2 separate regions of the Homo sapiens genome follow, and region 1 is linked to region 2. The links are chromatin contacts, found by Hi-C or POLR2A ChIA-PET in ENCODE. All regions are on one chromosome and are shown on one strand. The core of a region is the stretch at or near the end of the contact, and the rest is flanking DNA. Distances in the headings are between cores, read along the strand shown.

Region 1 (4,409 bases), core at 572-3,071, 33 kb after region 2:
GGCAAGTGGGATCACATCAAGTTAAAAACCTGCTGCATAACAAAGGAAACAATCAACAAGGTGAAAAGACAACCCACAGCATGGGAGAAAACATTTGAAAAGTACCCATTTGACAGAGATTAATAACCAGAATATATAAGGAGTTCAAACAACTCTATAGGAAAAAATCTAATAATCTAATGTTTTAAATGGCCAAAAGGTCTGAACAGACATTTCTCAAAAGAAGAGATACAAATTGCAAACAGGTATATAAAAAGATGCTCAACATCATTGATCATCAGAGAAACATAAATCAAAACTACAGTGAGATATCATCTCATTCCAGTTAAAATGGTTTTTATTCAAAAGACAGGCAATAACAGATGATGGCAAGGATGTGGAGTAAAGGGAATCCTCATACACGGTTGGTGGGAATGTAAATTAGTACAAGCACTATGGAGAACCGTTTGGAGGGTCCTCAAAAACTAAAATAGAGTCACCATATGATCCAGCAAACCCACTTCTAGGTATATACCCAAAAGAAAGGAAATCAGTATATCGAAGAGATACCTACAGCATTGTTCACAATAGCCAGGACTTGGAACCAACCTAAGTGTCCATAAACAAACAAATGGATAAAGAAAATGTTACATATATTTTTAAAAAGAATGAGATCCTGTCATTTGCAACAACATGGATGGAACTGGAGGCCATCATGTTAAGTGAATTAAGCCAGGCACAGAAAGACAAACTGTACATGTTCTCACTTATCTGTGGGAGCTAAAAAGTGAAACAATTGAATTCACAGGGATAGAGGGCAGACGGATGGTTACCAGAAGCTGGGAAAGGTATTGGGGCAGGGGTAGTGGAGAGCAAGTGGGGATTGTTAATAGGTACAAAAAATGGTTAGAAAGAATGAATAAGACCTACTATTTGATAGCACAACAGGGTGACTATAGTCAGTAATAATTTAATTGTACATGTTAAAATAATGAAAAGAGTACAACTGGATTGTTTATAACACAAAAGATAAATGCTTGAGGTAATGGATACCTCATTTACCCTAATGTGATTATTATGCATTGCATACTTGTGTCAAAATATCTCATGTACCCCACAAATATATACACCTACTATGTACCCACAAAAACTAAAAATAAATTTTTAAAAATTCCTTCTGTAAAAGTACAAAACAGCTCTTATTACAGTATGACATGTTTTTAGCATCATGATATTGGAAGTCCACTTCCAAGAAGAAAAACTACGTTTTTCAGATGAATTACCCTGTCAGCTGAAGAATCACAAGGTTCATACATTTGGAAAGGACAGCTTTATTTCTCACAAAAGGCTGCAACCTGCAGGGTGGCCATTCTGACACGCTGGGAAGTGTAACCTCTGGCCAGAAGCCAGAAACAGGCACTTCAAGGTAGTGCTGAAAGAAACGGGAATTTATGCTGAGCAGAGTGGCTGAAAATACCTTTTTATTAGGCTGTAGGAGGAGTCATGAATATTTATTAAAGGAGAAACATGTGCTTCACAATTGAGCTTTATGCCTCTTCATGAATTCCCTGTACAAAAAATTGTGGCATTAGCATGATCTGAGAGTGGAGTTTTCAGCCCCCTAATGTCAAAAGATGAAGGGGAGGACACAAATGCCCTGGCTGTGCACCCTGCATAGATTGGCCAGAACCACTTCATGGTTGTTGGTCTCTTATCAGGAAGGGATTTATGGTTTAACTGGTGAGCTGTCATGTTGAAACTGCAATGTGGGAAAGGGAGTCCTGTGGCAGCCTCAGAGGACTGGCTAAAGTTGACAAAGTAATGAGTCATCCATTTCTCATTTTCCAGAGCTGGTTTCTGCTTACTTACGCCTTAGGAAAGAATTCTGGTTAAAGGTTAGAAGGAATGGGGCATACTGAGGCATGTTCGACCTGCTAGCCCATCATGGCCAGGAACTCAGTTTCTAAGGTTTCTCTGGAGTCCCCTGGGCCAAGAGATGGTGTGTTCAGTCAGTTGGAGAAGCTTAGGACTTTATTTTTATTTCTCAACCCATATTAAAGAATTGATTCTATTAACCTCAAAAGTCAAATACTCATACATAAAGTCCTTGAAAAGGCTCATTCAGAATCACATGCTTATGCGTAAATTTCTCTGATTAAGGCTTCTTTGTTTAAAGAGCCAACATTCAAGGAAAAAGTTTTAAAACTATTCCATAATTTTTACAATTTTCTTAGTTGTCAGATTTGTATCTGCATTGTCTTCTATGATTTTTACTATAAATATAATTACATGAGAATGGAGTGTTTCTTAGAAGTGACCACTTATGATATTAGTCTCCATTTAAACATTTCTTCCCATGTGATACAAATATATTTCCATATTTATTGTGTCAGTATATTTGTTACTCTCATGAAGCAAACAGAATGCCAATTAAATGCAAATAGCAGGATTTAAGTGATTAGATGTGATGAGGAACTACTTAAATCACACATAAAGATTTGACAAATAAGAATCTAGTAAATGTTTGAAGAAAAGCAAAGGGGGTAATGATAGGTTATGTGTCTCAAAAGAATGGTTTGAATAGCATAGATTAAGAGATGCCCTTCGAAAAAGTGAAGTGCCCTCTAATATTTAGGCAAAATAACCCTATTTGTGAAGGTACTGCAAAAATCAACAGTGAAATAAAGGACTTGATATTGTGCCCCTCTTACAGCTTTGTCAACAAAAATCGTAACATTCAAATCCAAACACTTGATTTATTCCTGGTTCATTCTAAGATTTGGTAAAGACTTACAAATGTAATCAAATTTGTTTTAAATATTGGTTTGAGCCACAATAAGTGCCATTTTTAATAAATTTTACACAGTAGGGTTTAACATAATATAAGATAAAATAAGCTTATTTTCTTGATTGGTTTCATTTCTCATGATAAAATCCTAATACAATATTTTGGTTTGTTTCCAGTTTCCAATGGATTCATTTTAAATGGATATTTTTTAGTAGCAATTATCCTTGGCTATTTTGTCTACATTTGGGTTTACAAAGGCATTGGGAAGGCAAAAATGAAATCTACCAACCACTTGCAACATTGCTTCAATGGAGAAAAGTTATTGTGAGGTCCAAACGATGAATTGCAAGTAAATTTTTGCAGTCAGCCTATATTTTATTTTTTAGCTAACAGTATGCTAAAAAGTTGTGATTATGACATACTGTAAATGTTTTCAGTAGAAGCACACTCAGCACTTTGAGAGGCCAAGGCAGGAGGTTCACTTGAGGTGAGGAGTTCTCGACCAGCCTGGGCGACACAGCAAGACCTTGTCTCTATAAAAAAAATTTGAAAAGTTAACCGGGTGTGGTGGTGCATGTTTGTATTCTCAGCTACTTGGGAGGCTGAGGTGGGAGGATTGCTTGAACCCAGGAGTTCAAGGCTGCAATGAGTCATGATCGCACCACTGCACTCTCGCCTAAGTGACAGAGTAAAACTAACACTGTCTCAAAGAAAGAAAGAAACACACCAGAATGTGAATTTTCAAGTCAGTGTAGGTGTTCTCAAAGTCATCAGCCTCAGAGGTTATATAGACATTTTAACAATAGGGGCATAGTCCCTAACAGTTGTTGGGTCTCCTCTGGAATTGCCCTGGAAAATTCTGTGGCTATAATTCCTTCTACTCTTTTTTTTTTTTTTTTTTTTGGCAGAGTCATACTCTGTCACCCAGGCTGGAGTGCAGTGGTGCAATCTCAGCTCATTGCAACCTCTGCCTCCTGGGTTTAAGCAATTCTCGTGCCTCAGCCTTCCGAGGTAGCTGGGATTACAGGCATGTGGCACCATGCCCGGCTACTTTTTGTAATTTCAGTAGAGACTGGTTTTCACCATGTTGGCCAGGCTGGTCGCAAACTCCTGGCCTTAAGCCATCTGCCTGTCTCAGCCTCCCAAAGTGCTGGGATTACAGGCGTGAGCCACTGCACCGTTTTTTACTGTCATTTGAGTTGGCAAATATTCATCCACTGAAGGTGGGGGTTGGTTTTAATAAGTAAACAGGTAAATAAGTAAATAAGCTGGGCAATACATATGAGAGTGTAGAAAAGCATAAATACTACTCATATTTTACTTGTGGCTGCACCATGATTGCAGACCCTCTGTACTCATTATACTGGCCCCCTTTTTAATATATATTGGCCATATATATAGCCAATAGCAATTGGCCAAAAGGCTAGGGGCACAGGAAGTCTCAAATATTTGCTGAATGTTGAATACATGAATGATCTGATTCCCTCTTTAGAACCATCATTCACATATATAGTGAAGTAGGAATAGCTCATAGTTAGGGAACAAAGAAAGTAAAACATAGTTTTTTTTCCCAATACAATTTCTTTTATCCATCCTGCCACTTTATTCCATCCCAGTATTTTTTGCTTGTTGAATATCTCTA
Region 2 (4,127 bases), core at 203-2,702:
GTGCACATTGTGCAGGTTAGTTACATATGTATACATGCGCCACGCTGGTGCTCTGCACCCACTAACTCGTCATCTAGCATTAGGTGTATCTCCCAATGCTATCCCTCCCCGCTCCCCCCACCCCACAACAGTCCCCAGAGTGTGATGTTCCCCTTCCTGTGTCCATGTGATCTCATTGTTCAATTCCCACCTATGAGTGAGAATATGCGGTGTTTGGTATCCAGCTTCCTTTTACCACCTCTGCTGCTACTACCATCATGATCCGAGTCATCATTATCTCTTACCTGGATGGTGGAAATGGCTTCAGAACTCATCTCTATCTCCTCCACACCCTTTACCACCTATTTACAACACAGCAGCCAGAGTGAACCTTTTAAAACATCAAGCACAGTGCCTGCCACATAAGAGATGCTCAATGAATGCTCAACCAACAATGTTATTCTCTTCCCAATCATCCCAGGAACTCTAGTAAATATGATTTTATGCTGCTTCTATGTGACTGGAAAAAACGTCTAATGCCCAGATTTTTTGATGCACTTAGATCAAAAGCACTAGAGGGAAAAAAAACCATATCCACAAGGGGGTGCCAAGAAACCTCTTTGGAACCTGGACTGCTAGTTTCTTTCTTTCTTTCTTTCTTTCTTTCTTTCTTTCTTTTTTTTTTTGAAACAGAGTCTTACTTTGTCACCCAGGCTGGAGTGCAGTGGAACGATCTCGGCTCACTGCAACCTCCGTCTCCCAGGTTCAAGTGATTTTCCTTCCTCAGCCTCCAGAGTAGCTGGGATTACAGGTGCCCAGCACTATGCCAGCTAATTTTTGTATTTTTAGTACAGATGGGGTTTCACCATGTTGGCCAGGCTGGTCTTGAACTCCTGACCTCAGATGATCCACCCGCCTCAGCCTCTCAAAGTGTTGAGATTACAGGCTTGAGCCATTGCGCCAGCCCTACCTTTGTTTTCTTAATAGTAGGAAAAATATGCCTTTATTTCTGTTATGATTTTTCAGAGAGGTAGAGATAATAGATGCAAACTCTTGGAAGGAAAGCTGTACTGATCTAACCAAGATATTTTGTTTTTCTCATCCACCAGTCACTTTCTCAGTCCTTTCTTATCCCTTGCAATTTGAACAAAGCTTGGTGAATAGTGTGCACACAAAAAGCACACTAGGTGAAAGACAGATACATAAAAAGGGTAAAGTCAGGATATTTTAACAAACCTATCAAGCTCTAAATATAAGCCTCCTTGGTAGTTTTCTCTTTAACCCTCTCTCCACTGTTGGATGAAATTTGCTGCATTCAATTCCAGTTCCCACCCCAACTTCCTTCTTAACACAAGGTCAGGGTTAAGCCTTCGGTGCTTTAATCCAGAGGAAAATTACTTATTTTAAAAAGCAGTGAAAAACACCGCATTCCTTTGGCACAGGATGAAGACCAGCTCAGCTCTTCAGTTGTTGATCATTGTCTATTGTTCTCCAAACAGTAAACCAGTATTTCACACTGAGATTGTCGGCTGCGGGTATATTCCAATTCCCCGTCTCCTCATGAATATGAAGTGAAGGGCTCTGACCCTGGAAGTGGTAGGTAATCTCAAAAAAAAAAAAAAAAAAGAGAGAGAGAGAGAAAAAAAAGGTCAGGTAGGAAGAAGAAAAATAGACTTTCTGTGACTGTATACTCTTGAAATCTCCCGCAGGTTCTAAGCAGGGCAAAATGGGGTCTCGGAAGTGTGGAGGCTGCCTAAGTTGTTTGCTGATTCCGCTTGCACTTTGGAGTATAATCGTGAACATATTATTGTATTTCCCGAATGGGCAAACTTCCTATGCATCCAGCAATAAACTCACCAACTACGTGTGGTATTTTGAAGGAATCTGTTTCTCAGGCATCATGGTAAGTATGAATTTGGAGACTTGGGAGAGAAGGGGGAGTTGTAATTGAGACTTACCTTGTAACTAGTAGAAGTAATGAATAATGGAAAAATCATTCTGCTAATCTTGGGTGTAGGATTTGAAAGAGGGATGGGGGTGAAGGGGCAGGTAATCTGCTGGCATTTGGGACATAGCTCTGTTTTCAATAAGCTGCTCAGCAATGCAGCCTCAGTAATGCAGGAAATTAGTCCTAATGAAAGTCTGTGGGACACTGGCCTGTAAAAACAGTATGTTCTCATGAACCCTGCATATCAATTTAAGCTATTTGATCTTCAGTGGCATTACTGTTTTCTAGAACAGATTTTCTGTCTGCACTCATGTTTTTCTAGCTTGAAGGGGCATTAGGACAGCATGAAAAAAAAGCAGAGACTTGGCTATTCAGACAAACCTGCATGTAAATCTAAGCTCTGTCATTTGTTCCATGAGACCTTCAGCAAGTTACTCAGTATCTTTGAGCCTCAGTGTTCTAATGTGAAAAATGTGAATAATGGCATTTACTTTTAAAGATAAAATATATATAAAGTGCCCAGGAGAGAGACTGACATGTAGTAGATAGCCAGTGACTGTTGTAATTATGATTATTAAAGAATGAGCTGTGTCATCATTAAAATAGTCCTACATTAGACCCTAATAATGGAGGGAGTTTTTGAAAAGTAAATTGAATTATCAATGGCAAGAATCCATGAACGTTTTCCTGATGACTTTGTGTTCTTTAAAAATAAACAAACTGAGAGTAAATCATGTTGGCAACTCAGAGGAAAAGACAATTTCCTGGTCAAGTCATTTCTAAAAATAGTGCATTATGGACTGTAAGCTAATCAGACCACCAATAATGTAGAAGAAAATTCATTATAATCTATTTCTACATCTTTTAGGGGTTTTTAATTATTATATTTGAATAGCTGTGTTGTAAAGCAATTTTCATTTAGTTATTCATTTTGCACATTAAATTAATAAACTTTAAAATATTAATATCCAATGCTATTGATGTTGCTATGAAATAAGTACATAACTAATATTGGCTGCACTACAAATAAATGTCAGTCTTTTCGGGAAGAGTTTGGTATAATATATCAAGATCCATGAAAATGCTTATGTCGTTTGACTCAGTAATCCTACATCTCATCATTTTTTCTGAGGAAATCATCCAAAATAAGGGAAGAGCTATGTGTGCAGATGTTTGTGGCTGCATTGGTATAATAGTAAATAACTAGAAGAAGCATCTTACAGAGAAGTAGCAAAATAAATTATGGTACATTCACTTCATACAGTGGTGAAAATTATAATTATGAAGATGTAACAACGTGGAAAATGCACATTATTTCATGTTAAGTGAAAAGAGACACAATAACATTGTGGGTAAATTACTATTGCAGCTGTGTCAAATAGACATATGTGGGAAAACACCAGAAATAAATGCATGAAGACTCACGAGGGTGGTGGAATTATGTGTACTTTACCTCCATTATTCTTGACTCCTCTGTATTGCAGTTATATTTTAAAACAAAAAAAGAAGGCAGTGTCTCTTTCAACAGTTGATGCCTGAGCAATAAGACTACAGGCTCTAGGTCAAATTATCTCTATCAATATTGTAATGAAGCTGGTTACTATGCTTTGGCCTTGTCTCATCATTGTTTCCCTCAATATGCAATTGCAATAGATGGAAGAGTTGCAAGACATAACTAAGATTAGACCAGAATTTCTTTCAATCTGTCATAACTAACGATGTGGAAAGGAGGGGAATATAGGACTCTTTTGCTTATATTCCATGTAAAAATTAAAACTAGGAAAAGAAACCTGTTCTCTATTTTTTTCATCTTCCAGGAATTATTAAAATATATTACTATAACTGCATCAAATCCTTTTAGGAGAAAGGAGAAGAATATAGGTAAATAATTAAATGAACAAAAAAATTAATGAAAGCTGAAGAAATTTGGAAACTAGAAACATTGGCTACGAAGAGTAAAATAACAGTGAACTCAGCTGTGGGATTCAGTCCTAAATAGTGAGAGTAAAAAAATGGGTGGAGAATTTCCCATAAGCAATTCATGATCTGTATCTAGTCTAACCAGAAATTATAATGAAATTATAATGGTAAAGAAATACATGTTCTTTCCAGAGCTCTGGCCTTTTGCCTAAAATAAAATTTAAAAAAAGGAAATAAGATGCATTGATTCTCCCACTTTGTTGGCTTGATACAGACAAAA

The links. Hi-C counts contacts between places; a loop is a spot of excess contacts on that map. ChIA-PET counts read pairs that join two places held with the same protein, here RNA polymerase II (POLR2A). Pooled maps may share reads with other maps.
Region 1: a loop to region 2 is called in a map of Panc1, with 7 times the contacts of the local background. The contact joins the enhancer-like site here to the promoter of TM4SF18 in region 2. A Hi-C loop is called at or near these places in 11 of 168 maps with a recorded cell type or tissue (Caco-2, Calu3, HepG2 and 8 more) and 5 of 50 pooled maps. POLR2A ChIA-PET finds 5 or more read pairs at or near these places in 10 of 52 experiments (A549, MCF 10A, OCI-LY7 and 7 more).

The regions. Positions count from the first base shown.
Region 1 is chr3:149,297,688-149,302,096 of GRCh38, reverse strand. All of the region lies in intron 1 of TM4SF18-AS1 (TM4SF18 antisense RNA 1), which reads right to left. Among named protein-coding and RNA genes, the nearest start is that of TM4SF18-AS1, 15 kb to the right of the region's middle. Within about 2 kb of position 1,821, at least 19 of the 41 ENCODE cell types and tissues checked have a DNase peak (open chromatin) inside an H3K27ac peak, as active enhancers do; they include PC-3, PC-9, Panc1 and 3 more, where a contact is called at or near this core.
Region 2 is chr3:149,330,961-149,335,087 of GRCh38, reverse strand. TM4SF18 (transmembrane 4 L six family member 18) reads left to right here and starts at 1,452. Exons shown (of 6, transcript NM_138786.4): 1 at 1,452-1,575; 2 at 1,689-1,882. The coding sequence starts at 1,706. It overlaps TM4SF18-AS1 (TM4SF18 antisense RNA 1), which reads right to left. Exons shown (of 2, transcript NR_186251.1): 2 at 1,336-1,584.